2 separate regions of the Homo sapiens genome follow, and region 2 is linked to region 1. A link is an interaction called in ENCODE POLR2A ChIA-PET data of the cell type or tissue named here. Cell type or tissue: MCF 10A. All regions are shown on one strand. Each heading gives the region's core, and the rest is flanking DNA. Links, peaks and the distances in the headings are about the cores only.

Region 1 (7,190 bases), core at 1-4,000:
AGATACGTAAACACATTTTGCCAGAAATATGACAGCTGCTTTCAGTTGTACAGTGAGTGTCTTTAAGAGAGAAACCGACTCCCTAGTCAACACTTGAAGGAAAAATAGTTACATTTACATTAAGACAGAGTTTGGATACCTTTATATTTTTCAATCTTGAATGAGAAGTAATAATACAGCATGTCTGAGAATAGAGCGCTTCAAACTTTTTTTGGCATAGTTAAGTGCAAACTTGATAACCTGTACTTGTCACAACTCTCCATTGTAAAATGGCGAAAATATAGGTTGTTCACGATAGGATTTTAAACTGCTGCTAAAGGCAATTTATTGTTTCGGCAAAAAAAAAAAAATTGCTAAGAAGCTGTGTAAGCTTTTTTTTTTTTTTTTTTTTTTTGCATTCGTTTCTGATAATTCTGGGTACTTCCAACTAACAGGTAAATACATTTTAAAGAGTATATTCTTCTTCTGTCTGGAACTACTCAATGAGCACAAAGAAAACATTTTCTGTCTTCCTTAACAGATTTAGGTATTGGTGGGTGTGGGGCACAGAACATGAGCAAACAGCTTCTGTTTATCCTCTCAGCCACAAATTCGCTTTTAGGTATATTTTCCTATACCCTTTTGCAAATTACAAAATCACCTTCAGAGGAACTATGGGTAGATGGGATTCCAATATGCATATCTGGCAACAATCAGCTTCAAATCAAACCCTTTCTGGGGTGGCTAAGATCCAGCTAATGTGTCATCAGCAAAGGCCTCTAATATGTGTTTGCGTAGTAATGGAACAGTTTTTAATTGGGCCTGTTTATAGTTGACTGACAGTAAGTTCTATATGGTATATAACACTAATTCTCTAGTCTTCTGGGCATATCTACGAACAAATACAATCCAAATATTATGAGTAACTGGGTTGTGACCACTGCATGCATTACACTGAAAGAAACACCAACTCGAAGCACAAATATATTATTCTTATATTTCGGCTCAGCTCTCAGTGGGGAGAGCAGCTACCTCGGACCACAATGCCATTTAAACCAGATTCTTTTCAAATAAAATTCTCAATCTAAGTGGAAAGCCCCCTCAGAGAATGCCTTATTCCCCTACTAAGCAATCCAGGCTTGTATAAAACGTCTGATAAGGCCTGTAGTGCCCATTGAGTATGAGTCTGCTGTTTACATTCTGCACAGGCCAGGAGGGGAACAGAAGGTGTGAGCCACAGGTGCTCCTGGGTCTGACCAGCAAGTCTAACCCATGAAGATCTCGAGCTCCAAAACCATTCTAGAGCCCACCATTTTGATTGTTACACATGTGTTTCAGATGTATGTTATGGCATATCTGAAACAGCAGAGTTCTCAGTTTTTTGTGTGTTTGTTTTTGCTAAGCTAAACAAGTTTTGCTAGAGTTCGCTAAAACAAGGTGCTCAGAGTGTAAGCTCCTCTGTCAGGAAATCGGCAGCACTGGTCACGATAAAGGAGAAATCGTCCTTTGTCAAGCACAGAATTACTCCTTCCAGCAGCTCTACATGTTCCCATCCTCAAGAAATTGCACCAAGAGTGAGCTACCTGCCTATCCCTGGAAAAGATTCAGAAGCTCCTAATCCAGAATCCAGGGAGGAGATGAGCTTCCTGTGACTCTTCTCTTTTACTGGGATGTTCCCCTGACCTCTCATCACACTTTACTGTGTTGTGAAATATTGTTTCTCTTAGTTTGTAACTTGTCTGGTCTTTTGACTAAACAACTATCTAAAGAATATAGACCACACTCCTGCAGGGAAAGGGATGTCTTACTGGAGTTGTATTTGGAAGCTTTATAAGCACATCTGAGACGTTCTCTAGAATCAAAATATTTGTCTATATTTGTTTTTGCAGTTTTCTTACATATCAGAACCTCTGGCAGCCCTTGCAAGTCCATTATATTAAAAGCCAAAAGCCATAAATATGTACATCATAGTTCAAAGTATAAGTACCAAGAACAAAGAAAGTTGTAAAAAATGCTGTGTTTGCATTTACAGGACTAAAAACTAAGTATGCAACAGATAAATTACAAATGTACATCTCAGCAGCATAGGGGTGATTCTCTTATCTTTCTAAAAAACACACTGCTGTCTATAATGACAATCCAATTGTGGAAAATTACCAACCTCAGAAGACTTAAAGGTCACCACCCCCGCCCCTACTACCTTTCCCTTTAGCCTCTCCCCAGCAAAATAAAGAAAAGGGGGAAAAAAATAAATCCTTAAAAGTGGAAGGGGAGAGAGAAAAGGCCATGTTTGTGAGGCTGCACACTCAAAGCACACCCAGCTTGCGGATTTCTATGTTATTAGTGAATAGCTCTTTAAGGCAGAGAAGAAACATTCTGTGGATCCGGTGCTGTTGGCTCATCTCACTCACGTGGTTTCGGTGGCCGAGGATGAGGTACTTTTCTTCCTGAAGCGAGATCGAAGGATTCTAGGCGGTGCCTGGTAGAGAAAACAGAAAGGTGTCCCTCAGTTTGGTGTAAATGTGGGATCTTTTGAGGTCAGCACCTGGAAGGCATTGTGTTGAGACTTCCAGCTCCTTTGGCCAAATGCAGCTGGCTAGGGCTGGGGTCTCCCTGAATCTCCGCAACAGGAAGCAATCATCAGAGTCCCATCCCACATATCGCATGAAGCTGAGCCCTTTGAGAGGCTGATGCCTCCCTCTTAAATTATGCTCCTCAATCTCCCAAGGGAACGGTTGTGCAGAATGACACATCTTTCTTGTTTCTGCCTGAGGAGCAAAATTATCTTAAATGATTCAGCAGAAAGAGACACCTCCGCATGCTTCCTTTGCTTTTGTTATTTCCTTTGGGAACCAGCCTAATGTGTTTTGGTACATGCCTCAAATTTCCATCATCAAATTTCCAGTCCCCTTTCTGGATGAGAAACCTCTTAATGTACAGCACACCACACCACAAAGGCAAACACCACCTTGAAGTACAGGTTGAATATCCCTTATCCGGAAATGCCTGGAGTCAGAAGTGTTTGGGATTTCAGATTTTTTTTTTTTTTTTTTCAGATTTTGGGATGTTTGCATATACATTCCAATTGAGCACCCCAATCTGAAAATCTGAGATTCAAAATGCTCCTATGAGCATGACCTTTGTGCGTCTTGTCCACACTCAAAGAATTTCAGATTTTTCGATTAGGGATGCTCAACTTATATGAAGGGCTCCACCTCATCTCTCCCACAAATGACTCTCAAGAGACCCCTCCTTCCATGGGATACACAGATCACAGGAGGAGTTCCTATTTCAATGAAAGTGAAGGGAACATTTTCTGGCACAGCACTTGAGGGGGTTCACACAACTGGCCCCAACCTACCCTTGGCCCCCGTGTCTGTCCACTTCTCTGTATACACAGAGAACTTCTTTCTCTACACTGTGCCCATTCATGCCTCTATTCCTTCTGACTGGAAGCCCTTCCCTCCCTCCTCTGTCTTGCATATTTCTAGGCCTCTTGAGGACCCAGCTCAAAAGTCACTTCTGCAAAGGTTTCCCGGAGCCCCTCCTGCCACTGCCCAGCCATGCACAACCAGGCATCGTCACCTCCTTTGTTCTCTCATGTTTTGTACATGTCCCCCAGCAGAGGACTTTGCACCCAGTGGGAAGGGAGTGTGTGGGGGCCCTGCTCACTCTCTCCCCACCAGACTGGGGACTTCCTGAGGGCAGGCCCATGTCGCATTCACCACCATTTCCTGGTAAGTGGCTCAGTGCTGGGCAGGCACATACAAGGCAGGAAGTGAATGAGCCAGAAAACAAGACTCAGGCCCTCTCATAGAGTCCTCATGCTACAGCCTTACCACTAGGAAATGCTTACCAGCCACCTCTGGACAGACACTGAAAACGGAAACAACGGAACCCACCTTTATAGTAATCTGCCTCTTGGCAGGCTGGTGAACTGTAAACAGTAAAGCAGTTTGTGCAGCTTTAATAAACAAAAGCAAAACAGCACAAACCCTTGGGCCTTAGAATTCTTTAGGCTGGGCTCCTCTCCCCATCAGGAGGCTGCCCAGGCCAGATTGCCCAGGCCAGACTCCTCCAGCAGTGTCCAAGCCCAGAACATCCTTTCCCAAACCCTCTAACTTTAAAAGGGATGCATGTGTGCCTCACCTTGCAAAGGAACCTGATGAACTGCACATGGAGGTGGTCATAATTACAGTCCTAACAAATAAGAATGCTAGGCTGCTCAGTGTCTGCAGAAGGGAACATTTCAAGGCATCTCCCCATATAAGTCTCACAAGGGTCTGTACGGAGACTTCCTATTTGCTTCAGATGGCCTCTCAGGCCGTGATACTCAGCAGATGGGGAATAGGAGAGGAGACCTTAGGAAGCAGAGAGAAAGACTGGGGTCCCTGCACCTGTGCTCATGACTGGTGACTCCCTACCCACATCACAGAGCAAGGCCCAGGAGGCTCCAGGCTCAGCCCTCCTGCTGCCAGAACTCCATCCACATCCTACAACTGAAAATAGCATATATGTCAAGGGTATTGGTTTTGGTAACCCTAAAGGGCTATACCCCTTCACTAACATTTCATGAATAGCTACTTTATACCAGGCACTATATGCTGTGTCTTGGAGATACAGCGATGAACAAGCCTTGTTCTTATTTATAAAAACTTTTCAAATAACACATTCTGAGTTTTCTTCCCCCAAAACAGTCAATTTGGGTTGTTTTTCACTTGTACGTCAACTTAGAGTGGTAGTTGTTAATACCTGGAAAAACCAAAACAAAACAATAAAGACCTAGATACTTTACCACTCTCCTATTTGTTTTTCTTTTCTTTTTTTTTTTTTTTTTGAGAAGGAGTCTCGCTGTGTCATCCCGGCTGGAGTGCAGCAGTGCAGTCTCACTGCAACCTCCTCCTCCTGGGTTCAAGCGAGTCTCCTGCCTCAGTTTCCCAAGCAGCTGGGACTACAGGTGCGCGCCACTACACCCGGCTAATTTTTGTATTTTCAGTAGATAAGGGGTTTTGCCATGTTGGCCAGGCTGGTCTCGAACTCCTGACCTCAGGTGATCCACCTGCCTCGGCCTCCCAAAGTGCTGGGATTACAGGCATAAGCCACTGCACCCGGCTCACGCTCCTATTTCTAAATGAAATTAATAGGATTTCCTCTCCTTGGCAAGTAGCTGGATGCTATCCAGTGACTGGTTCTGCTTGTTTGATGGAAGGAGATCTTTCCACCCCAGGTATTGAGGAGATGTTGGTGCCCCAAGAGATGCTGCTCCCAGGACCCCCAATCTCCAGGGCATAGCCTTTGGACAAACACACTCCAACCCACAGCCCCAGACACTGTGTACCTCCAGGGGCAATTCCATCCTTCGAGGTGCTTTATACTTGTACATGAAATCCAGCAGGTCTTCCTCCTCGTCGTCAGAAAACGCCAATGGGTTTTGGACCTGGTGGGGCTCCCATGCCTTCATACCACCCTCATTCACATCTCCCTCAACCACTTAATGTCCATTTACAATCTACACAGATGAGACAAGGTATAGCAAGGAAGCATCAGTGCAGGGAGCAGGGAAGGGCAAGGTTAGGCACACAGCACAGCAAACCAGGCCTGTGAGGACAGCTGAGGCCCCTCGGTCTGAGGAAGCACTGATGTTTTGGGGGCCTCCTTACAGGGGATCTGGGATTGTGAAAGTGCAGTTGTGTGAATCTCCAGGCACTGTGCACAGAAACAACCACAGACTCAGAATCTACTGAATTCTGAGTAATTCAGTAGATTTACTAAGGGGGCATCACTTCCCTGGGTGAAGAAAGAAGCGGCTTTAACTGAGACACATCAATCCCTGCAGCTCAGTCCTGTGATCCCACACCAGGTGAATGCTCAGGGAAAGAATCTCCTCTAGAGAGGATGGCAGCAGTGATGTGGGGTGGGGTGGGAGAGCAGTTTCTATGTTGTACATACAAGCCATGTTGACATTGTATATTATACTTGCATATTCAATTCCAAGCATCCTGTAAGAGACAGGATATAAAATGCCAGGAGGCCTTAAGTGATAACCTTAAACAAAGCTATATAGTTTTTTTGTTTGTTTTTTTTTTTGCGAAGGCCCAGTCCTAGAGAAGCAGAGAAACCTAAGGAAGGAGAATCTGACAGATGCCTCTGCCAAAAAAAATGATAGCAAGATTCCTGTTTCAGTCTGCCTTGAATACATCTGCGGGAAAAGCTTCAGAATTAATTCATCTCATTGAACGCACAGTATTTTTTAAATGTTAAATGCTAATACATATTCCATGTCATCTGCTAGGCGGTTCTTAGTTGAGATGTAAAATATCTTCTGCCCCTACCCAGCTTATCTGGTATCACACACACACATTTTTCTATGCTGCATCTATTGTTTTTACCTAGAATCACAGAATGCAAGACTAAGGGGTTCTCAAGTCATCTGGTCCAATCACCGTGAGGCCTCCAGATAGAAACCACAGCTCTTCTTGAGACACCCTGCTCCTAAGAACATATTCAGCCACCGAATGTGCTCTCTCTCCATCAACAGTGGACTTGCTAGACTATACCACCACCAGGCGTGGAGTAAAAAAACAGACAACTGAACCCTAATCTTGGGCAGCTTTACCAGTTACCACTGCTGTGCTCCCCAACAGCCAGCAGGAAGCAGCACAACATGCAAAGCTGAATTTTAGGCTGGGGTGTGATTGGTTCAGACTGGGCCTTAGTAAGTAAAGTCCTGAGATCACTGATGTTCCTTTGATTTTTAAATTACTATTATTATTTTATTTCTACTCTGCACTTCCCTCAGCTTATTTACTCTGGGCTTAGTTTGTCCTCTGCTCCCTTCCTCTGTCCTAATCAGCTGCATCCTGTTGAGCACAAAGACCAGTGACTCCAGGGAGCCCTCGCTGAATACTCTGACCCTCCCTGGCCTCCCCACTCTGAGACCCGACAGTGCTTGGAGGCTGTGCCACACAGCTTGTGTTGGGTGCCCTGGTCCTCATGTCAGTCTCATTGCCTCAGCCAACAGAAGGCATCCTGAGACTGGGGGGCCATGGCTGATCCTCCCTCAGTCTCTCTGAGCACCTGACCCAGGGCTGGGCACACAGTGGCCACTCATCAACTAAACTAAATAGAATCCTGAAGTCATCTCAGAGAGCTCAGCTCTAGTCCCAAGTCAGAGCTTGACACCCCCATTAACCAAACCAGGAAATTCCTTC
Region 2 (13,503 bases), core at 285-4,284, 240 kb after region 1:
CTTATGCTGTAAACAGGTGTGCTTTTTGCAGTCTATTTAGTGCTGCATTTTTGTGCTTTTTTTTTTTTTTTGGTGATTTCACTGTTTAAAATGGCCCCCAAAAGCAGTGCTGAAGTGCCATGATGTGTCTTAAGAACAAAATACATGTGTTAGATAAGCTTCATTCGTCTGAGTTATAGTGCTCTTGGCTGTGAATTCAAGGTTAGTGCATAAGCAGTATATATTAAATAAGATGTCTTTCAACAGAAACACATAAAACAAGATTATGTGTCAATTGGTTGTTGAAAATGTGACCAGAGGCTTGAAGGAACCTACACCTGTATTTCCCCTAGGAGCAATGGTTCAGTATTTGTTAATAAAACATTTTTTTGCAACTTGATAAAACATAACTACTGCAAATGATGAGAATAGACTGCACACACGCATACAAACACACACATTATAATAATATTCATCTTTTAGATATCATTTATAAAGCTGAATAATCTTCTTTACCGCCTTCTGTTTTGTGACTTCATACCTGACTTGTTTCTTTGGGGTATAGAACTATGAAACCTATTTGCTAAAAGTAGTTTGGGGTCAGTGGTTATCAGGTTGCCGAGCCTGTATCGGGAAGCCCAAAGCACTGGCTTTTCCTCTACTTGAGTCTCATCCATACTTCCATATCTGGAAAGTGAGTGAAAACAGGATTCATAATCTGAACCTTATTTTATAATGTTTAAGTAATGGAACAGAGGAAGATGCTTTCACTTAGTTAATTTCAGACACAAGTTCTTGTGTTATACCCATCTTGATATTTTTCCTGACTTAAAAGGAAGACTGACTTGCTTGCAGGGATCAAATAACATACAGGGGGGTTGTGGATATTTTGCTTTACTGAGTAATAAAAGGAATTTTTTATTCTTAGTGCTGTTTTCTGAATTTACATCTTTCCTGTATTTAAGGTTTTCAATTAAGGTAGAACCCTAGTTTTGTTTCTTGGGATTGAGAAAGAAACATCTAAATTAGTAAGTTTATATTTGTTCTCGGGAAGAGGGGCTGTGGGGCTGTGAGCCATCAGTGTGAATGTTGTCATTAATACGATATACAATTAACTGGGAGAACTATAATGTGTGGTCTTGACTTTTAGTGATGTTGAGTTTTCAAAGTTTAGTACTTCAGAGAATTATCTTGTAGATATGGGTGTTCACAGTAGGCTGTACGAAATTCCACGTTGGGGGATGTGATTACCCCAGTAGGATACTTGCTCTAGATAATGCACAGAGCACCTGAAAATCATTTGGCATGTGGAAAAATTGGGATTGAAAGTTAGGGTCCGTCTTTAGATTGAATTTTACTCAGTTATCTGTTGGTAAGAAAAAGATAAGGTATCTGGACAACTATCTTGCACTTTCGTTAAGCCCTAAACTCTCCTAGGCAGCCTAATATTTTTCTACTTTATTGAAGCCCTTTGCGGCTCTTTCCATTGATACATACTTTCATCTTGTAGTAGGAATTGGAGAATATAATTAAATTTTTTGAAATTGCATAAACAATACATGCATGAGAAAAAAACAAAAACTAACCCATTCTGGTAATTAATGTTGATCTCTTATGGAGTCCCTAGGTTTGTCTAATGTTACTTGGCAAAAGAAATACATTTTTCCAGCACAGCTTCTCTAACAGACTAGTTATCCTTCCCAGTGGGAAAAATGGATGACCCATTCTTGGTCATTATCCATTTCACAGTGGCAGAAAAGCATAAAGCCCTGATATTGGAAGGGCTTCTGTGTTGAGCACTGTTTTTTCTTTGCCCTGCTAGAATTCGGTTTGGCAAGTTATTCCTATTGACAGTTTCTGTATTACATTTATCATAACTGGGTGTGCACACAAAGCCAGAAGACTGTGGAATAGTGCCAAGAATGGAGCTGCTGCCAAGAATTGAATGTTTCAGAACTGGCTTACTCTGACGCCTTAGGCTATTCATTCAGATTTTCTGTTTGTCCCCCCACCTCCCTTTTTGTAAAAAAGAATGCATTTTGTAATACTAGTTAGGTTAAATGAATCTGTGTGAAATGAGTTGTTAAAAACAGCAGTTTCTTACCAGGAAGGGAGCTGAAGCTTGGTCAGCTTTAAGGGGCCTTAGAAAATAGGGTTTTGGCCTAGGTAACCAGGCTGAGATGTGGTTCAAAATTTTCCCTAAAATTGCCATCATGGGTGCATGCTTGCTCATCCCCAGGGTGGCCACTGGGCACAGCCATGGGTTTACTAATGGGAATATGGAAAAAAGGGCTGCCCATTATCAGTGGACTTTGGTGGAAAGAGATATGTGTACCTCTGGAGTTAATCTTTACAATGTGTCAAAAGGTTTGGAGAACATTGATCAAGGAAACATTTTTCTGATTGATGAATAAACTAACTCTCAGTTATGGTCATCTACCCCTGCTAGTAGGTTACACAGTGTATTATATAGTACATGCAGTGTGTTATATAAAATAAAAAAAAAACCCAGACAGTAATTGCAATGAATCGACCATATACATCTGTCTCTTGTGTGTCATATCTGTGTTTTTTGTCCCTTGGATTTGGATTGTGATTTCCCCATCCCCAGTATTTAGGATACAGAGTGTTTTTTACTTGGATTGACCAGCTGTTTGTTTGCTTACTTTTTTCCCATTGCCAAAGTTAGTCATTTTTAAAATTATGCTTTGAGTTCCTCTTAATATTTCTCATGCTTCTAGCTTGGGATGACTTTACTTCAGTCTGCCTTATAGCTGTGATCATTTGATGGTCTAGGACTTTTTGAGCCATCTGGTTTACTGGAATTGGAATGATTTGGGCTATCACATGGTTTGTTGACACTACTTTAACCCATTTGATTAACCAATTGAAATAGCCCACTGGAATTTAAATAACTCTTCTTATTAACTGTTACCCTTAACATGTAATGATCTTTCATTTTTCAGGATGTAAACAGTCTTCGACTTTCTCTTACGGATAATCAGATTGTCAGTAAAGAATTTCAAGCTTTGATTGTGAAGCATTTAGATGAAAGCCATCTTTTAAAAGGTATATGCATTATCTAGTGGTGATAGTTCACGAGTTGACCAATGATTAGCTTGTGAGAAACTAGGGTTTAGCCTCTCATTCATTTGCTCATGGAAATTTCTTTTTTCTTTTTTTTTTTTTTTGAGACAGTCTAGTTCCTAGGCTGGAGTGCCAGTGGTGCTGTCTTGGCTCACTGCAACCTCTGCCTTACAAGTAGCTAGGACTACAGGCACGCACCACCACACCCGGCTAGTTTTTGTATTTTTAGTAGAGACAAGATTTCACTATTTCACCATGTTGGCCAGGCTGGTGTCAAACTCCTGGCCTTAAGTGATCTGCCTGCCAAGTGTGAGCCATCACGCCGGGCCATTTCTTACTTTTTTTCTAAAATAAATTTTTAAGAAATTTAAAATTTAAAATTCAAAAAATGTGTGTGTTGCTAAAACCTCTGAAATTTGGAAAGTTCAGGGATTATATGAAACTAACAGTAAAGTAGGGCCAGGCACAGTGGCTCAAGCCTGTGATCCCAGCACTTTGGGACATCCAAAGTGGGAGGATTGCTTGAGCCTAGGATAGGAGTTCAAGACCAGCTTGGGCAACACAGGGAGACGTCGATCTCTACAAAACATTTTTAAAAAAATTAGCCCGGTGTGGTGGCACATGCCTGTAATCCCAGCTACTCAGGAGGCTGAGGCAGGAGGATCACTTGAACCCAGGAGGTCAAGGCTACAGTGATCCCTGATTACACTGCTACACTCCAGCCTGGGTGAGAGCAAGACCCTGTCTCAAAAAAAAAAAAAAAAAAAAGAAAAGAAAAAAGATATTTTTAAAGCTCAGCTATATTTTGATGTGGAATTTGATATGTTTGGAATATCAGCCATATAAAATGGATAAGGCATTAATTTGATACTCCTTACCTTCCCATTTGTGTTACTGAGTTTCTACAATCATACATTTTTTTTCTGTGTTTTTTAGATTATCAGACATAGTATTTTTGTTGGGGTTCCTGAATTTGATTCCTCTAAAACTACACAGGACAGTGAGTGAGGTCTTGATGAATTGTCTAATACTACTTTGGTCCGATACAAAATAAAAAGTTTAAATTTTCTCATAGCTTTTCTGAAATGTCAGTCATCTTATGTTTGTAGTGATTCTTTTAATGTTTACTTTTGCGTTTTTTTAAAAAAGACTTAGGAAAAGATTGTCCTGGATGATGTTGCTATTGGGAGATAATGCAAATTGCTCTAAGATTTTTTTTTTTTTTTTTTTTTTAAGGTGACAAAAACTTAGTTGGTTCAGAAGTAAAAATTTATAGCTTGGACCCATCTACTCAGTGGTTTTCAGCAACCGTTATAAATGGAAACCCAGCATCAAAAACTCTTCAAGTCAACTGTGAGGAGGTAAAGACAACAATAACTCTTTGTAAGATAACTCGACAAAGCATGATAACTATACAAAGCATTTATGATTTTCTAGGCACTAAATACCTTTATTATTTTATAGGGTAGAAATAATTACAGTTGTTTTAAAAAGAAATTATTCATAAGAAGCTCCTATTGTTATGTTAATGAACCTGATTTTCAGTATGTTCTTGAGCATTTTTTATTTTCCGGTATCTTTGTTTCATTTATTTTTAAGATTCCAGCACTGAAAATTGTTGATCCGTCACTGATTCATGTTGAAGTTGTACACGATAACCTTGTGACATGTGGTAAGATATGTTATTAAAATCTTTCTTCTCCTTCCTCCTTTCCTCCGTTCTTCTCACATTAAGAGAAACAGGGAAGCCAACTTAACCTATTTTTAAATATTTTAGGTAATTCTGCAAGAATTGGAGCTGTAAAACGCAAGTCTTCTGAGAATAATGGAACCCTGGTTTCCAAACAAGCAAAATCTTGCTCTGAGGTAACCTTTATTTATGTCACTTGTGTAAAGCTTTCCTTAACTCCAACATTGCATGGCTAGTTTTTATTTTTTATTATTTATTTAATTATTTTTATTTTTTTAGAGATAGGATCTCACTCTGTCACTCAGACTGGAGTGCAGTGGTGCAACCAGAGCTTACTGCAGCCTTGAACTCCTGCCTCCATAGTAGCTGGGACTGCAGGCATGTGTCATGCATGACACCTGGCTAATTTTTGTGTTTTTTGTAGAGACAGGGTCTTGGTATGTTGACCAGACTGGTCTTGAATTCCTGGGCTCAAGCGATCCTCCCGCCTCAGCTTCCCAAACTGCTGAGATTACAGTCATGAGTGAGCTACTGCCCCTGGCTGCGTGGCAAATTTTTTTAGTGTTATATTGCTGTCTGCTCTTCTTTGCTAGTTCCAGATCTTGGCCATAATTTCTACACTGAAGCAGATGGAGATAATATAAGTTTATGGTTCACTATTTTATGTAAAAAAGTTTCATTTTTTGGTATTTGCTGGAGATTCTCAATAGATTTGACAATTTCACCATGTGGAAGTGTTCTTAAAGGTAAATTGAGTTGTGTGTGTCAATGCCTGGCATGAAAAGAGGGAAGGAGCCTTAGAATTCTGAGTAGTTTGGGTGTTGAAATAGGACCTTCACCTTCTCAATAATAAGGAATTTAATTGGTCATTTATGATTGGGTAAACAAATGTATTTCAAGGAAAGTGATTGGTTTGCCATTACTAATTTCTGTCCAGAAAAGTATAGGCTTTTGTGAATGCTACTGTGGGTTCAGGTACCAGATTTAATTCTATTCTGAAATAGTTACCATTTGGACCGAGACTATTTCTCTTTTAGGTGAATTAAATCATTAGGACCTATTCCAATACAAATAACTTTCTGGCACCTTAGGAATCCAAATGCCTAAATGTCACATGGATAGTTTCCTGTGTTATAATTATCAAAAACTCCTTTATAATGCTCTGCCCCAGGCTGGAGTTTAAAATTTAAAAACTGACCAAGGCCAGGAGAAATGGCATGGGGAGTGGGCCAGGAAGCCAATGAATAAATCTGGGTTTCTTGATTAAGGGCAGACTGGACTACAGCATCGACTAGAACCAAAGCTAGCACTGTGCCACACAAACACTTGAGTCTGTGTAGCTAGGATGGTTAATTGGCTTTCTTGAATCTTTCCTGTATACAGGCAACAGGAACTTTGATACTTCACCAAAAGCTTTGTAAACCAGTGTCTGAAGCCTCTGTCCTCCTTTGAAGGGTATAGGCTTTGACCTCTTGAGGCTCAGGTTGTTTAGGAAAGAATGAAGAGTTAAGTATGGAAATTAGTCTTACTACCTTTCATTTTTGCCTTAAAGTTTACAAGGTAATTTCAAGTACATCCATCCAAGAAACCATAGTTACTGTATTAAGTACTCACTGTGTGGTGGATACTTGGTCCTGGAGATTGAAAGGTATCTGGAGTTCCTGTCTCAGATTCCATAGGATAGTGAGGGAGACAGACTTCCAGAGGGCTCCCACAAGTGCAGGGAGAGTGCTCTGGTCAGGAGCTCTGCAGGTGCCTCAAGAAGCAGCCTGGGCAGAGCCTCTCAGACAGGGAGGACGTGTCTTGTTTGGTGAAGGGCAAATGTTTCATTGTGGCAGGGGCACAGGAGGCATGGAAAAAGAGAAGCAGGGTCAGAGATAGGAAGTTTGGGTTTTATGCTGCAGATGAAGAGGGGGTGTCTGGGGTGTTCAGGGGTTTTAAGTTCAGGAGATTGACTTAAGCTCTGTAGATGATGGATGAGGGAAGGACATGAGAATAGAAATGAGGGCACTGATGAGGTTAGTTGTATTGCACATCATAAATAGGCTTGAGGTGAGGCGGTAGCTAAGGGGGTGGAGAGCTATTTAGGAGACAGCAGTAGTTGGATTTGGTGGAAGACTAGGTGTTAGGACTGAAGAAGCACAGGAATCTAGCTAATGAAGTAGGTAGAACAAATGGAATGTCTGCCTCAAAGAACATGACAGTTCTAGCTTAGGAAGCCCAAGTGACATGGTCAGGCAATTATTTATGATACTATATAGTCTCCCAGTATAGAAAGGGGCTGAGCTGCTGAGGAATAGGGGTCCCTGGTCTAGAAGGGAACAGATAGTAAGGCTCTGGGTAATTAATGTGGCCAGGACTACACAGAGGATGTCAAGCTCAGAGACAATATTGTCAAGTAATCCATAGTATTAGAAGCTGAGAGATAAACAGGATATAATAATAATTTCTTTATGTCAGGTTTTAACGTTAGAGAAATTGTTGGCAGTCTAGAGTTAGAAGTAGTAAATATCAGTTTGGAGAAGTTGGTTGTGTGTTGCCTGTCATGGGGAATGTGTCAGTGTAAATTGGGAGTATGATGAAGAGGAGAGCTGAGCTGTGAGACTTGCTGAGGAAGAAGGGTTGGGAATAGGAATGACGTATCCTGTTGGATGGTGGAGCGATCAATCTGGGGTGCAAGCAGAACTGAGGTCAGTGGGAACCTCCCTTGGGGGAAGGTGCCTTCAGAATGTTGAGTGTGTCAGCAATGAGAAAGGTGTTTGAGCAAGTAAATTTCTAACCTTCAAGGAGGTACTTGTAAAATGTGGGCATATAGACATATATGATATGATCCTGTCTCCTTGATTCAAATTCTTGCAAGGCCAGAAGCATTACTTTTTTATCTTTCTCAGCATGTTGCCCATACTATGTGTGCTATTGAGCTGATTGTTGGGCACATTAGAAGCTATTAAAAAAATAAGCCTGCACTTCAGCCTGGAGATAAGTTTCTTAACTTCTGCATCTAATATGATAAACTAAATTAAGTGTTTTAAAAATGTACATTGCAGCTCTTGAGCTCTATGCTAGTCACGTCATTCTAAAGGAAGTCGAAGGTGGATTTTTACCTGGGTTTCAGAAGTTCTTGAAAATATTTTTTTGATTGTGAAGCTCATCTCATTTGAAAATTTTTGGTTAACCTAGAAAAGTATAGTAAAGAATAGAATCATCACTTGTAATCATACTTCTCAGAGACTCTCTGTTTACATTTTGAAATACTTCAAATGTAATGTAAGGAAATACTTTCCTTCTGTCTCTTCTCCCCCTGTATTTATCACAGAGACCTGATTTTTTTTGTTAGTTTTTTAAAACTAAAAACCATACTCTTGTAGCCTCCTTGATTCCCTTGCAATGTATTATAACTATTATTCCATATCGGTAAATGTCTTTCGTTCTGGGTGATTCTTGTAGTCAGACAAGTTTTGGATACACTGGCCTGGCCTAGATTTCAGGAGGGCTGGAGAGATAAAGGGAGCAGTGGGGAAAGAAAGTTTTTGAAAATGTATGAGTGAAAGGTGAGTACAGTAATGCACTCAGCACGATTCTCACTGTGTTTGCACTTCCCAGATGTGTTGGACTGGCACTTTTAGGGTGGTCTTTAGAAGACAGGCATTTGGGACTAGTAGGCAAGACTCTTGACTGTCTTGATGAATACTTTTGGTTAAGATAAACCTGTTTGCCAGTGATACCTGGCTCCTTGAAGGTCTTCTCTGCCTAGCAGACTATTCCTCAGAGTTACGACGTTGCCTGGTTAGTTGGGAAAGAGTCTGCTGAGGAATGTGAGCCGGCAGTGTCCTTTTTAGAATTCTATCATACACTCAATTATATTATCTCCGTCTGCTGGCAGGGAGGAACTATTGCCATGACTGGTATAGAAGACCTTCAGGGAAAACTCTTCAGGTAAGAAGAAACTTTGACCCTTTGTTGAGTCAGAGGCCAGTGCGGAGGTGCACTCGTGAACATGGGTTTGGGAATTGGAGTCCTGTTCCTGTTGAGCTAAACCTTAGGAAAGTTGTAGAAGGAAATACTTGAGTTTCTTAAAGGAAAAGCACGCTAAGTTGTGCTAATTCTAACACACGGTGACAGAATTGAGAAAATTTTCGCAATGTTTTTCTGCTTTAAGACAGCTCATCTCTAAAATTGATTTCAGCGCCAGGCACTATGGTAAAAGCACAGCCCTGTAAAGTATACTTCATGGGAAGAAAGTGCTAGGAAGTGTTAGAGACTGAATTTCAAACCAAAGGCTAACACCAAAATCCAGTACTCTTCATCACTGTGCTGTTGCCACTGCTCTCCAAATCTTCTCCTTGGTGTGGTGAATCACCCTTGTAAAAATAGCAGATTTCTCCTTTCTTCCCTCCTTCCCTCTGTTCCTCCATCCCTCCTTCCAACAAGTATTTATTGCATATTTAGTGTATGCTAGACTGATCTACAGTGGTGATCATCACTTCCTGTCACTTCAGGTAACTCATAAGACTTATTGATTTATAGCTATTTAGAAATGTTACATGCTAACAGCATTCACTCCTTGGTATGTTCATTCCACCAGTCTTATTTATTGAGCATCCACTGTATGTTTGGTTTTATGAGGTTATAACAGTGGGCGCAACAGCAGGGCCTCTGCCCATAAACAGTGTGTGTCCCATTGTGAGGAGACTGACAGTGAATAAGTGAAAGGTACTTTCATGGTGTGATAAGGGCTATGAAAGGTATAAACAGAAAAATGATAAAGAGTAAGGGACGGCTTTTGGGATGCTACTTCAGAAAGAGTAATCAGAAATTCTGAGAGTGTGACATATTAACAGACTTGAGGGTGAACAGAGAGAACCAACCAGCCACTGAAAACGATGTAGCCAGAGAGATAACAAGTACAAAGGCCCAGGCAAGAAAGGGCTTAGAACACTAGGAGATGAGAAAGGAAGCAAGTGTAGTTGGAGTACTGTGAGCAAGCGGGGCAGTGAAAGAGATGGGGGGAGGAGGAGCAGGAGTGGTAAGGAGACTGGACCACATGGGATTCTTGTAGGCAGTGGACTGCCGTGATCTTATTTGATTTATGTTTTATAGAGATTGCTCTGTGGTAGAAGAGATCTTGGGTAGGATGCAGAGGATTCAACAAGAATGGAAGGAAGGTTGGTTAGGACATGTGTAGCTTAGGGGAAAGATGGTAGTAGTAGTGACATGAAAAGAAATGGGTAGATTCAATACATACTTTGCAAATAGAGGCAAGATTTATTGGTTTATTGATTACATATGGGAAATTAGATGGAGGGTTTTTTTTTTTAACTTGAGCGGCTTGATTTTATACAGAGTAAAAATTTATGCTTAGGTTTATAATCCAAATTTCTTAAGTATGTTGCTCTTGGGAGAGTGAGGAAAGGTATTAGTGCATCAATTCTAAACATATTCAGAATAAGGAAGGTGACCAATATGAGGAAAGATAATTGGTAAAATTGAGCCTTGAATAAGCATTTCAAAATGATTTAGCATTAAACTTTGGGAGACTAACCTCAGATTAACAGGGAATTGCAAACTATTACAAGCAAAAGGGACTTTAGGAATAAACAAATTTCCTCATTTAAAGGATTAGGAAACTCAAAAAACACCCAAAACCAACCATCACACCTTCTGGAGAACATTAAGGTACTATTTAACCAAAATTGAGTTGACTGAAATAGTGTAATATATGATCAGATAATTTAGTGCCTAAAAATAGTTGAAACTATGCCAAAACTTTGCCAGTGATTAAATTCTTATTTTTCAGATATATCTGTATATGCTAGCTAGTCTTTTCAAGGCTGTCAAGTAAATTTCTGAGAAAAGCATTCATGAGTAGAGTACATATAAATATATTCGAAATTGTCAGGTTTTAAAAACCTGCTGGCCAGGCACAGTGGCTCATGCCTGTAATCCCAGCACTTTAGGAGGCCAAGGCAGGCAGATTACTTGAGGCCAAGAGTTGGACACCAGCCTTAACATAGCAAAATCCTGTCTCTACTAAAAACACGAAAAACTAGCCGAGCATGGTGGTACATGCCTGTAATCCCAGCTACTCGGGAGGCTGAGCCCTGAGAATTGCTAGAACCCTGGAGGCAGAGGTTGCAATGAACCAAGATGGCGCTGCTGCACTCTAGCCTGGGTGATAATAGTGAGACTGTCTCAAAAACAAAAAACAAAACAGAAAACCTATTAGTGGAAGTTGTAATCAAACTTTAGAAGTTAATGACTAGAAGATGAAGAAACTTTGGAGATTCTTCAAGTTTAGATTTGGTGGTAAGGCAAGACGATTGAGAAAGGTATATGACTTAAAAATTTAAGGTATATAACTTAAAAATTTAAGCACATGTGAGGAGCCTGGTGAAATGGGTGAATTGGTTTCACCTGGTTCAGCCTTAGACTAGTTGTCTTGAGTTTCTCCTTTCTTTTTTATGGTGGGAAGTTTATTTTTGTGAATGGTATAAACTGTTAAGAAGTTGATTCAATACTTCCTTTTTTTGAAGATTAAGTTACCTGAAAAGGGAACTGGGACAGGTGTCCCAACTTTGCCCACAGGCCTGTCATAACTTGATATTTTTTGCAGCTTGGGATGACTTCTGTGACTTGATGAGCCACATAAGAGCAAGAACTGTCCTCAACTTTTATTGCATTGCAAAGGCTTATCTGGGTACCAAATAGGCATCCCTGCCTACAAGAGTCCTATGTGGTCTGGTCTCCTGCCAAACTATGCAGTAAGTGCGTGGTGGGCACTCAAGTCATGCCAAAGTGAATGCATGTGAAGCTGCCACCATTTAAAACTGTCACTTAAAAGTTCACCTCTGCGTTGCATTAGTAAAGTAATTGCCACCTGACTGTTTTCCTGGCACAGTGGTTCAGAGGTCTGAAAAAGATAAGCTTGTGATCCTTTGTAGGAAGACATAAGTTTTGTGAAAAGCTGGAGTGATTACTTACAGTCTTAAAGCCCTGAATTGTATAGTTTATCACTTGTTTCACTTTCCTGTTTCTTTTTATTTGGCAATGGTATTATGTTTGTTTAGTATTAAGCAAATGATCTTAAATTTGGTAGCATTTTATTATTTCCTAACTAGGGACTTCCTTTTAATATCTGTTGGTTTGGTATCTTCTAGGCCTCTCCCAGTATGTGTCCTGTGCAGTCTGTACCTACAACAGTTTTTAAGGAGATACTGCTTGGCTGTACTGCGGCAACTCCACCTAGTAAGGACCCAAGACAGCAAAGTACTCCCCAGGCTGCCAACTCTCCACCTAACCTTGGAGCAAAAATTCCTCAAGGGTGAGTAGTGATTTGTTAAAGATGTTTAATTATAATAATAAAAAATTATTTTAGTCATGGCTCATTGTTTTTATCCCTGGTTGTCCAGGGAGGTTTTTCGTTAGAGTTTCTGAGAAAAGATGGATAGATGCTTTTGAAGGTGAAAAGTATAGAAGGCACACAGAGCAACATAGAAAATGGTATAGAAGTGAAAGGGGGCATGAGAAAAGAGACTGTCTTGATACAGTGTGAAGGAGCAATTGAAATAGTACCTTTGTAAAACAGGTGTCTTCTTTTAAGGAAAAGGGAACAGATTGGTTGTACATGGAAGACTGAGGTCAGTGGGAGTGTGAAGAAGCAGTGAGACATGGTTACAGTGAGAGATTCTCCGCAGCCTCGACATGAATTGACCCAAGTATAGTTGAGAAATTTGGCAGTAGAGAGGACTCTAAGAATAATAGAAATGAGGAAGCAATATCTGTAGGTGGTAACTGTTACTAACTTGTAGAGGAAGAAAATGAGTACGAAATGTAAAGTTTCACTAGAAAGTTTAAAGTAGGTACAAGGTTGACAGAGCAAGTAGTTTCAAGGGAAGGATCTCTTCTGGGAAGTGGTGGTGGCCTGCGTAGGCAGGCAGTTGATACAGCCTTAAGATGTAGGTCAGAGAGACTGTGGTATAGAAAAGTAGGTTTGGAAGGTGGGAGAGTGGCTGAGCACACTGGTTCACTGGGAAAAAGTAGTCAGTCTGGGATAGAGCTTGGAGGATGGCCATGTGGCAGTCAGACAGGAGGAGGAGCAGTCTTCAAAATAGAAACGGAGGGAACATTAGGAAGTTCAGTGATATCCAAGGAAAGATTTTTCATCTGAGTGTTTAAATGAAAAATTCTTCTCCAGGGTGAAGTCCTTTGGTAGAGGCAGGAACAAACAGGTATAATAGAAAAAAAGGACTTTGCATTTTTCTGGAGAAAGAACTCTAGGATGCTAAGAAACAAAAGTTCTTCAAGGCTATCCCTAGTAAGATGTACAGGGAAAATACCAAATCGTTCTGTGAATAACCAAGTAATCAATCAGCTATTCTATTTGCTCTGTGTGCTGATCACTGAACAAACAAGAATGAAATTATTCTCTGTTAGGGCTGGTTACATGTTGCTCATAGCAGAAAAGGGTTTTGTGCTGCTGCCAGTTTGTTAGTTTTTTTTTAGTTTTTGAGGTTTTTTAGAGACAGGATCTTGCTCTGTTGCCCAGGAGGGAGTGCAGTTGCAGTGGTACAGTCAAAGTTTAAGTTTACTGCAGCTTTGAACTCCTGGGCTCAATTGATCCTCTTGCCTTAGCCTCCCAAGTAGCTGGGACTACAGGCGCGTGCCACCACACCAGGCTAATTTTTAATTTTTTTGTAGAGATGGGGGACTTGCTATTTTGCCCAGTCTGGTCATGAACTCCTGGCCTC

What was found. ChIA-PET counts read pairs that join two places held together with the same protein. Peaks named below come from ENCODE experiments on the same cell type or tissue, not always from the same donor. Only the 100,000 strongest peaks of a DNase experiment are listed, where the experiment ranks them.
Region 2: POLR2A ChIA-PET joins it to region 1 with 5 read pairs; 13 of 35 experiments call an interaction of 5 or more read pairs at or near these places.

The regions. Positions count from the first base shown.
Region 1 is chr2:86,214,653-86,221,842 of GRCh38, forward strand. It overlaps REEP1 (receptor accessory protein 1), which reads right to left. Exons shown (of 9, transcript NM_001371279.1): 8 at 5,318-5,469; 9 at 1-2,458. The coding sequence ends at 2,387. Among named protein-coding and RNA genes, the nearest start is that of MRPL35, 19 kb to the left of the region's middle. RefSeq lists an enhancer at 3,514-3,808. In MCF 10A, for the core only: no CTCF peak of the experiment used is centred there; no DNase peak of the experiment used is centred there.
Region 2 is chr2:86,452,140-86,465,642 of GRCh38, forward strand. It overlaps KDM3A (lysine demethylase 3A), which reads left to right. Exons shown (of 26, transcript NM_018433.6): 5 at 2,946-3,048; 6 at 4,303-4,427; 7 at 4,666-4,738; 8 at 4,844-4,932; 9 at 11,914-12,077. Among named protein-coding and RNA genes, the nearest start is that of KDM3A, 18 kb to the left of the region's middle. In MCF 10A, for the core only: no CTCF peak of the experiment used is centred there; a DNase peak (open chromatin) is centred at 1,902.